Linked DNA regions of Homo sapiens: region 1 is linked to region 2. A link is an interaction called in ENCODE POLR2A ChIA-PET data of the cell type or tissue named here. Cell type or tissue: OCI-LY7. All regions are shown on one strand. Links, peaks and the distances in the headings refer to the core of each region. The heading gives the core; the rest is flanking DNA.

The links. ChIA-PET counts read pairs that join two places held together with the same protein. Peaks named below come from ENCODE experiments on the same cell type or tissue, not always from the same donor. Only the 100,000 strongest peaks of a DNase experiment are listed, where the experiment ranks them.
Region 1: POLR2A ChIA-PET joins it to region 2 with 5 read pairs; 1 of 35 experiments calls an interaction of 5 or more read pairs at or near these places.

Annotation. Positions count from the first base shown.
Region 1 is chr17:63,746,160-63,751,479 of GRCh38, forward strand. CCDC47 (coiled-coil domain containing 47) reads right to left here. Exons shown (of 13, transcript NM_020198.3): 13 at 1-802. The coding sequence ends at 722. Among named protein-coding and RNA genes, the nearest start is that of STRADA, 7.0 kb to the left of the region's middle. In OCI-LY7, for the core only: a CTCF peak has its summit at 1,450; no DNase peak of the experiment used is centred there; H3K27ac peaks cover 978 bases.
Region 2 is chr17:63,943,656-63,948,960 of GRCh38, forward strand. SCN4A (sodium voltage-gated channel alpha subunit 4) reads right to left here. Exons shown (of 24, transcript NM_000334.4): 16 at 4,956-5,110; 17 at 4,235-4,408; 18 at 3,390-3,512; 19 at 1,705-1,983; 20 at 1,352-1,405; 21 at 1,018-1,155; 22 at 91-195. Among named protein-coding and RNA genes, the nearest start is that of CD79B, 14 kb to the left of the region's middle. RefSeq lists an insulator at 2,198-5,305 and enhancers at 2,833-3,406, 5,044-5,305. In OCI-LY7, for the core only: CTCF peaks have their summits at 361, 604 and 3,308 (motif pointing left); DNase peaks (open chromatin) are centred at 2,276, 2,670, 2,966 and 3,266; H3K4me3 peaks cover 2,093 bases; H3K27ac peaks cover 2,170 bases.

The DNA of each region.
Region 1 (5,320 bases), core at 321-5,320, 200 kb before region 2:
AAATACAGCATTCACGTTGTCACTGGTTCGTGGTATCAGGTAAGGAAAAAATGATGCTCCTGTCCCTAGAATTTTCCATGTACATGTCAGTATCCTAATGCCTACAGACTTCCTATTAATTTTGTTATCAGCATCTCCCACCTAAAAACATATACTACATTATGTTCTGGGTCCCTGAAATTTCATTACTACATACAGTGTTCTAATTTTTACTTTTTCTCAAGTTTAATGTAGACATACAAGAAAACATCAAGCAATGTTTATTGTGCAATTCCAATCATTATTTGCAGAATCTTGGTTTAGAGTCAGTCTTTATAGCCATTTCAACTGCTTGGTTTAAACAAAAAGCAACAATCTGGTTATCTACCTATAAATTTCACGGTATTTCTTTAAACACTGAAGTACTAAAAGCACTGATGATTTGTATTATAATTTTTAAAATATTTAAAACCTACACAGATTTCATAGATCATTCCTTTTATAAAATAATCAAAATAATTTGATTATCTGGAAAAAAAAATTCTTGAAACAGAGCCCTTTCCAGGTATCTTCAATCTCTGTAAAACCCCAAACCCCAAACAGAGTAGATGATGAAATAAGGATTTCTCAGTTGCCCAAGACTGTCTGAAATTTAAGGTTGAGAAATGGACTGGCGTTTTTCATGTTTCCTGTGAATTCAGAGCTTACAGGTGGCATCAGAACTCAAATCTCTGGGATGGCTTTACATGGCTTTCACTTTGATTTGTTTCATTTTCATTTGCTTCTTTTCCAACTTCTTTTGCTCACGCCTCAATGCAGCCTCCTAGAGAAAGAAGGGGTAATAAATAGAGAAAGGGAGTGGGGACGAGAGAATTCAAATTAAGCTTGAAACATATGTTAAAAAAAAATCCAAATTAGAATACTGCCTATAGTATTATTCAAAAACTTAGGCTTGCACCATAACATTCTAGAAGATAGTTATAAAAATAATTGCCAATATCTACATTAGTGAATAAAAATTAAATCAACTTCAAATGAAGCAAAGGTAAACTAAAATCTCAGTTTTGAAAGAAACTACTATAATTAACCAGCCTTTGTTATTCTGGTTTGATTTTTTTCTGTACCCAGGGAACACTTAGCCTGATGTTCACCATACCATTCATGATGGCATTATATCATAAATGTATAACTGCCAGAAGATACATTCTACTTCAGTTCAATAAATTTTAAGAATCTTGTTCCATCAGGTTATTCATTGCAAATTTCTTATTAGCACAGACACCATACCTGCACATAATACTTAAATTCATAATGCTCTATTTGAGACATCATATTTATCAAATGTGATAAAAATTATCAAATTTATCATATTTTTATTTAGGAATTAGGAAGTTACATAGAAGAGTAAGAAGGTTCAGGTTATTATTACGTGGACTGATAGAAGCCTTAGAGGTCAAGTCAAAGTATGACTTCACTGTTGGCCACTAGTGGTCACACCTGATTAAAAGTTTATTTCAGCTACAATCTCAAACTTCTTATTTTTAGGGTACTGGGGTAAAAATGTGCTCAGAAATATACTCAACTGGTACAGGATGGAGAAAATAGGGAAGAAAAGAAGAAGTGCAAAGCATATATAGTTCTTCATAGTGCAACAAATTAGGTTTCAAAGGGTGATTTGTAAATTCCTGGTTTGGGAACTATTGACTGTCTTAGGTTTTTTCTTTATTTTTTTTTGAGATAGGGTCTTGCTGTGTCACCCAGGCTGGAGTGCAGTGGCACAATCTCGGGTCATTGTAGCCTCTGCCTTCCGGGTTCAAGCCATTCTCCTGCCTTAGCCTCCCGAGTAGCTGGGATTACAGGCATGTGCCACCACACCCAGCTGATTTTTGTATTTTTAGCAGAGACGGGGTTTCACCATGTTGGCCAGGCTGGTCTCAAACTCCTGACCTCAGGCAATTCACCGACTATGGCCTCCCAACGTGCTGGGATTACAGGCGTGAGCCAATGTGCCTGGCCAGGTTTTTTTTTTTGTTTGTGTTTGTTTTTGAGACAGAATTCTTGCTCTGTTGCCTGGGATGACTCTCCTGCCTCAGCCCCCGGAGTAGGTGGGATTACAGGTGTGTGCCATCATGCCCAGCTAATTTTTGTATTCTTAGTAGAGATGGGGTTTCACCATATTGGCCAGGCTGGTGTTGAACTCCTGACCTCAAGTGATCTACCTGCCTCGGCCTCCCAAAGTGTTAGGATTATAGGCATGAGCCACCGCGCCCGGCCTATCTTAGGTTTCTTTTCAATTTTTTTTTGAGGTGGAGTTTCGCTCTTGTTCCCCAGGCTGGAGTGCAATGGCGCAATCCCGACTCACTGCAACCTCTGCCTCCCAGGTTCGATCCCAATGTCCTCTTCCCATTGTCCCAACCCCTACCTTCACCACATTCACTCTTTTCCCAGCACTATCTATCCCTATCTCCCATATTACATATTACACACATGTGTAAAACTAATGATACACAGAATACAATATCATGTATAAGAAATATTGGCCGGGCGCAGTGGCTGAGGCTGGTGGGCCACTTGAGAGGTCAGGAGTTCGAGACCAGCCTGGCTAATGTGGTGAAACCTCGCCTACACTTTGGGAGGCTGAGGTGGGTGGATTACTTGAGAGATCAGGAGTTCAAGATCAGCCTGGCCAATGTGGTGAAACCTCATCTCTACTAAAAATACAAAAATTAGCCAGGTGTGGTGGCGGGCACCTGTAATCCCAGCTACTTGGGAGGCTGAGGCACGAGAATCACTTGAACCTGGGAGGCGGAGGTTGCAGTGAGCCAAGATTGTGCCACTGCATTCCAGCCTGGGCGACAGAGTGAGTTTGTCTCAAAGAAAAAAAAAAAAAAAAGATAAATATATTTATGCTAGCACATTTAAGAGATATTTATGTTAAGTCAATACACATGAAAAATGTTCAACTTCAAATAATAATTCAAAAAATAGCTGGGCGTAGTGGCTCACGCCTGTAATCCCAGCACTTTGAGAGGCCGAGGTGGGTGGATCACCTGAGATCAGGAGTTCGAGACCAGCCTGACCAACATGGTGAAACCCCATTTCTACTAAAAAATACAAAAATTAGCCGGGCATGGAGGCAGGCACCTGTAATCCCAGCTGAGGCAGGAGAATCGCTTGAACCCAGGAGGCAGAGGTTGCAGTAAGCTGAGATCATGCCATTGCACTCTGCCTGGGCAACACAGCAAGACTATGTCTCAAACAAAACAAAACAAAACAAAACAAGTGGGATACCATTTCCCCACTACCAGAATAAGGAAAAAAAAAAAAAAAAAAGACCTGGCACGGTGGCTCACGCCTGTAATCCCAGCACTTTGGGAGGCTGAAGCAGGCGGATCACGAGGTCAAGAGATTGAAACTATCCTGAACATGGTGAAACCCCATCTCTACTAAAAATACAAAAATTAGCTGAGCATGGTGGCATGTGCCTGTAGTCCCAGCTACTAGGGAGGCTGAGGCAGAAGAATCGCTTGAACCCGGGAGGTGGAGGCTGCAGCGAGCTGAGATCGCGCCACTGCACTCCAGCCTGGTGAAAGAGCGAGACTCTGTCTCAAAAAAAAAAAAAAATTAATAACTAGTTTTTGAAAAGATGTGAGTGAAGAGGAGCTCTCTGGCTGGGCACAGTGGCTCACACCTGTATTCCCAGCATATTGGGAGGCCGAAGCGGGAGGATGGCTTGAGCCCAGGAGTTCGAAGCTGCAGCGAGCTACGATTTTGCCACTGTACTCTAGCCTGGGCAACAGAGTGAGACCCTGTCTCAAAAATAAAAATAAAAATAAATTAAAAGAAAAAAAGGAGCTTTCATATCATATACTGGTAGAGGGGGTTGGGTGGGTTGTTCTATTGAGTTCACCAGATCTTTTTACAAGGTGCCCAGACCAGATACTATAAAGTGGTAGTTCAAAAAAATTAAATGATTTACATCGACAAGAAGCTTACAATCTGACTCAGGTTAAGTTTCAGGCCCCCTCTTCCTTTAACTCATTATAGTTTCAAACCTTAGAAAGAAATGTAGAACTTCCTTTTATAGAAAAATGAAAGGCATTACCTATTAATGATTCCTCTGTAGATTCTTCACATGTACATAAAAAGCCATATTTATTTATAAAGAAGACTGCATAAACACAGAGCTACATTTTCAGGGGAAAAATACCTATCACTAAACCAAGTCAAATAAAACAAAAAAATGATAAAAGGGGTAAGATGATGATGACAGGCCTGCAGTATCCTGGGCAGTTCACTCAACAGCATTAATGACACTGCTGTCAAATGCAGGCCCGCACAGCAGCTCACATTTTCTTGGACACGTGACCCCTTTGCTCCTAAGAATATTCTTCAATTATCTCAAGATTATTCTTACTAAAATTCACATCTTTCAGAACTTTGTCCTCTCCCTTTTTTTTTTTTGAGACAGGGTCTCCCTCTGTCACCCAGGCTGGAGTGCAGTGGCTCGATCCCTGCTCACTGCAACCTCTGCCTCTCAGGTTCAAGCAATTCTCCTGCCTCAGCCTCCTGAGTAGCTGGGATTACAGGCACGCGCCACCACGCCCAGCTGATTTTTTTGTTTGTTTTTAGTAGAGACGGGGTTTCAGCATGTTGGTCAGGCTGGTCTCGAACTCCTGACCTTGTGATCCTCCCGCCTCAGCCTCCCAAAGTGCTGGGATTACAGGCGTGAGCCACCACGCCCGGCCTGTCCTCTCCCTCTTTTTTTTTTGGCTGCCCAGGCTAGAGTGCAGTGGTGTGATCATAGCTCACTGCAGCCTCAATCTCCCAGGTTCAAGTAATCCTTCCACTTCAGTCTCCCAAGTAGTTGGGACTACAGGTATGCACCACTATGCACAGCTAATTTTTTTTTTTTTTTACTAGTAGAGACAAGGTCTCATGATGTTGCCCAGGCTTGTTTTGAACTCCTGGGCTCAAGCAATCTGCTTGCCTTAGCCTCCCAAAGTGCTGGGATTACAAGCGTGAGCCACTGCACCTGGCCTTTGTTCTCTTTCTTGACCAGCATTTACAAGGTCTAAAATTTAGAGCTGAGTGGCGCACACCTGTAGTCCCAGCTACTTGGGAGGCTGAGGCAGGAGAATGGCTTGAACCCGGGAGGCGGAGACTGCACTGAGCCAATATTGCGCCATTGCACTCCAGCCTGGGTGACAGAGTGAGACTCCATCTCAAAAAAAAAAAAAAAAAAAAAAAAAAAAAAAAAAAAAAATTTAGAGCTGGACTATGGCATCTTATTTCAGAAACACATCAGATCATACCGAGCTTTCAAATATAACATACTATA
Region 2 (5,305 bases), core at 1-5,000:
GGGTGGAAGGCAGGAAACCTTTTACCCCCATCAGTCCCCTAGGCAGGAGCCTGGCAGCACACACAGGACAGGGGGCCCAGAGGTCTGTACCTGGGGCCGGGGAATTGGCTTCTGAGGCTTCTTGGAGCCAAGCTTCTTCATGGCGTTATAGTATTTCTTCTGTTCCTCCGTCATAAAGATGTCTTTCCCCCCTAAGTATAGTGGGATAGGGCTTGTCAGGTTGAGGTGCAGTTCCCCTTCCTGCCTCCAGGACCACCCCCACCTCAGTGGGGCACCTCACCTTTAAGGCAGCCCCCGCCCCTGTTGATCAGCCTGGAGGAAGCGGGAGGGTCAGAGATGGAGGGACAAGGGGAGAATGCGGGACCGAGGAGAAGGGAGGGAAGGGGAGTGGGGATCAATGCTGTCTTGCAGCCTGTTTCTGGCTACTTTTCATCAACATCTCGCTGAGCCCTAGAGTAACCCACAAGGCAGGTTGTAGCAGCCTCGTCTTTTTTTTTGTTGTTGAGATGGAGTCTCGCTCTGTCACCAGGCTGGAGTGCAGTGGCGCGATCTTGGCCCACTGCAACCTCCATCTCCTGGGTTTAAGCGATTCTCCTGCCTCAGCCTCCTGAGTAGCTGGGATTACAGATGCCTGCCACCACGCCTGGCTAATTTCTTTTTTTAATTTTTTTTGTATTTTTAGTATAGACAGGGTTTTACCACGTTAGCCAGGGTGGTCTCGAACTCCTGACCTTGTGATCCGCCCGCCTCGGCCTCCCAAAGTGCTGGGATTACAAGCATGAGCCACCGTGCCTGGCCCAGCAGTCTCATTTTACAGATAAGGACACCGAGGTTCATGGAGGCCAAGCCACTTGTTCAAGGTGGCCTGGTGGGACTGGGACCCAAGCTAGCTGCCTGAACCAACAACCTGGTAGGTGCTCAGGCAGCGTTTGTGGGTTTGTGCAATGGAGAGTGGACAAAGGAGGCAGGAGGGAGGCCCAGCACCGGGAGGGCCCGAGGGGCTGGGCTGATACTCATCTTCTTCTTCTGCTGGTTGAAGTTGTCAATGATGACGCCAATGAAGAGGTTGAGGGTGAAGAAGGAGCCAAAGATGATGAAGATGACAAAGTAGAGGTACATGTAGAGGTTCACCTCGTACTGCGGCTGCTCCTCCTTCTGTGGGAGCCACAGGGTGGGACGGCGTGGGTTTGCACGCTGGCTTCTCCCTGCCCCCCACAGCCCTGAGGGCAGGACCCATCCACCCCCAGGGCTGCCAAGTCTCGGGGACAGAACGTGCTGCCAAGTCTCCCTCCTGTCTTGAGTCCTCTTCCCTGGCTCGCTCACCAGCCACATCTCAGCGACCCCGACTCACCTCCCGGGAGTCCACGGCTGCATACATGATGTCCATCCAACCCTTGAAGGTGGCCTGAGAGAGTGTGGTTGGGGAGTGAGCCGGGGGGCTGCTCCCTGCTTTCATCATCCATGAGTTTCCCTCCCCCACCCAACCTGGTCCTCCCCTGCCAGAGGCCGCCTGCCAGAGCCCCACTGGGCTAGCATCAAATAAAGACCAGAGAGGTCTAGACACTGCCTGGGGATCCCACAGCATTGGAAGCAGGGTGGGCGGTCCCCTAACCAGGAGTGACACTGGGGTTGGGTACAACGAGAGGACCGGGGTGGGGGGCACCTCCATCCAGGTTCCCGGCAGGGGTGGTGGGTCACACTCACCACCTGCAGGAGGGAGAGGTAGCCCAGACCCACGTTGTCGTAGTTGACCTTGACATTGAGCCAGCGGACCTGGCCTGTGTGCATGAGGCTCTCGCACTCAGACTTGTTGTTGACCTCGGAGATGTCGAACCTCTCAGAGGTGGTGGTGTTGATGCAGTAGTAGAACTTGCCGGCAAACAGGTTGACACCCATGATGCTGAAGATCAGCCAGAAGATGAGGCAGACAAGCAGCACATTCATGATGGAGGGGATGGCGCCTAGGAGGGCGTTCACCACCACCTGGGGGCCAGGGGGTCCATTGCCAGTGCCTCTCCCAGCCTCTGAGAGAGGGCTCCACATCTCTACGCCACCCAGGGGACCAGGCAGAGCTGGGCATTGTCAATTAGGGAGGGCTTCCTAGAGGAGGGCCGACCTGCTGGGCTGTGTGTGTGCAGGTTGGGGGTGGTAAGGGGGAGGGGGAGGGAGCTGCAGGCCTGGTGGTCAAGAGGGCTCTCTGCTTGACTGGAGCCATCAGCCCAGAGTAGGGGTGCTGGGTTTCTCTGGAAGCAGCCTGGTCACAGGTCACCAGGCAGGAGACAAACACTCTTTGCTCAGCCCCCATAGGAAACTCAGCTCACGTGACCCAGCCCCTGCTCATGGGTTTTCAGCCCCAGAGCCCCAGACACAGGCACAGAAAAGAGGGCACCAGGGTCTTTGAAGCAGCAGGAGCTCTGGGACAGAAGCCCCATCCCCACCAGCCCTAGTCACACAGCCCACCTGACCACTGCAGACTGGGCTGGATCTGACACCCCTCTCTTTTTAAGGAGGAGCCATTTCATGACCTCTAGAGTGGGTGGCACAAGCCTGGTGTGCCCAGGGGAGCTCTGTTCCTGGTTGGGGCACTGACCAGCTGCATGGCCACAGGCAGCTTGTTTCCCCTCAACGGGAGGGCTCCCTGGCTCTGGGGGGTCAGAGGGCCCAGCATTCGGCTGGCCTCTTGCAGGGACAGGAAGGGGCCGCTTGGGGGGGCTCGCCATGGCCTCTAGATTTGCAGAAATTTGTCCCGCTGGAGCAGGTCTTGCTCCCAGCAGATCTCTCTTCCTGGGGAAGTCCCATTTTTCTTGCCCCCCCCCCCACCCCGCCGCAACCCTGTGTTTACCTGCCACTTCCGCTCTCCAGGGCCTGAGTGGATCTTCCCCAAACTGACCCCAAGCTCAAGGGCATGGCCCCAACCGTGACGCCAAGCTCATCAGTGGGGGGTGAGGGGAAGGCTCAGAGCCAGGGTGCAGGCACCTTGTTTCAAAGCCCTGGGTGGCTCAGTCTGAGGCTGGGGAGGGCCACCCATAAACCCACTCATAAACCACCCATAAACACCACATAAACCTGCCTTCCTTCCTCCTCTTCCCTGGCCGTGGGGCCCTCCTGGGTGCTTCTGCAGTCTCTGCTCCCCTCAAGTAGTGGCAGAGGTAAGCTAAGGGCGGGCTGGATCGGGGGCTGAGAGTGGGAATGGGGCAGGCAGAAGATGGCCTGCGGGGAGGACAGCTAGGGGAGGTGGGGGCCAGACCTGGCCTCAGGCAGGGCCGTGGGTCCAAGCTCTCTGCTTCCCTCTGGTGGTGGTTGGAGTATAGACATGCACCCTCCACCCTGCAGTGAAGGTGGCCGGTCCCCCATCCCCAGCCCACCCCAGAGGCCCCTTCAGCACCCACCCTCATGCCCTCGAATCGGGACAGTGCCCTCAGGGGACGCAGGGCCCGCAGTGTCCGCAGGGATTTGATGGGTCCCAGCTCCGAGTAGCCCAGCCAGTTGGCCACCAAGCTGATGATGGAGACCTGCAGGGGAGGGGTGAGGGGATCAGTGCGTGCAAGGCCCCCAGCCTCCCCTCAAGCCCAGGCCACGGGGGTCTTCCTGGACTCACAGCTCCTGGTTGTCTCCCTTAGATCCCCTCCCTAGTGGGTGGTCCTGTCCGGTGGGAAGAGCAGCCCTGGGACCTGTCCCAGTACCTGTAGGAGCCTGGCACCACCTCAGTGATGTCATCAACCAACTGGGGATGACTGTGAGTAGGAGGGATGGTACCCGACTCCTTCGGGGAGGCCTGTGAGCCCATCTAAGAGGCTAAGAAAATCCTCCATTCCTGGCCGGGCATGGTGGCTCACACCTGTAATCCCAGCACTTTGGGAGGCCAAGGTAGGAGGATTGCTTGAGCCCAGGAGTTCAAGACCAGCCTGGGCAACATAGCAAGATCCCATCTTAAAAATAAATAAATAAAATGTATGAAGTAAGAAACTCCTCCACTCCTATTGGCAGGGATGGTAAGTAGCCCTCCTGCCTGCTGTCTTCCCCCAAGGCCTCCTTTCCCTGAGGAGAAGGGAAGGCCTCCCAGTCCCTAACCCCTCCCTGGGCAGCTCTGTCTGAGAAGGGCAGCACTGATTGAGGGTCTGACTCTGGGGGTGGCCTCGGGCAGGTCCTGCCCTTCAGGGCGTGGGCTTCCTGAGGTCCCCGCCACACTGACAGCCTCTGGATGTAGCTACGGGGCCAGCGTGGGGGGACTCACATCCACGATGAGGAAGTCGAGCCAGCACCAGGCGTTGGTGAAGTACACCTTAAAGCCGTAGGCCACCCATTTGAGCAGCATCTCCATGATGAAGATGTAGGTGAAGACCTTGTCGGCATATTCTAGGATGGTGCGAATGACTCGCCGCTGCTCAATGTAGATGTCCTCGAAGGCCTGGGGGCACCAGCACCACCAGGGTGGCTGGGGTCCAGCAGGCTGGGGTGGCAGCCAGGTCCCCTGCCCTGCTCTATGCTGCTGGTTCCCGGGGGTCTGCCGTGGGGGCCCAGCCCAAGGGACAGGCTGTCCGCATCTCCTGGACTCCCACCACCCATCATGGGGATGAGAGCGTTTCCCAGTGGGGAGAATCCCTCAGCCCCCCTTCTCCAAGCCCAACAACAGCAAATTGCCATCATCTGCTGGGCAGGTCCACAGTGACACATCTTCAGTCCTGCGCCCCCAGTTCCCAGGGGTCTCCTGCCTCCTTATCAGCAGAGAGTGCACAAAAGTCAGCACCCACGTAATAAGGGAGGCACCTCTGCCATGTTAGAAAGTCAGCACATCCTATAACCTATCCCGGAGGCACAGCGAGTTCCTTTAGGATTCTCAGGGTTTGGGACTGACCAGAGCATGGCCCTTCCTGTGTGTGGAGACAGGGAGCCCCAAGAGGACCTGCTGTGGGCCTGGCCCCTGCCCCTGACCCGTGCTCCCAGGCAGTGCCTACCAGAGCCCCACTGCTGAGCAGGATCATGAAGACAATGAAGGTCTCGAACCAGTTGTGCTCGACAATCTTGAAGCAGGCCCTGCGCAGAGTCCACCACTTCTTCCCACGGCCCTGGGAGATGTCCACGTAGAGGCAGGGCCAGCGCTGCACGCAGGCTGATGGGGTGAGGGGGGACAGGGACAGGCACCACATCATGGGCCTGGGGTTGCCTTGGGGTGCACAGTCAGCGCCCTCCCATGGCATCCCAGGATGCCCCTCTCCAGCTCCCAGACCCAGGGCCCCCACCTCCTCCCTCACCCAGCTCCATCTGGCTCACATGGGGGACTCAGGACCTCCCTTCACAGCTGGAT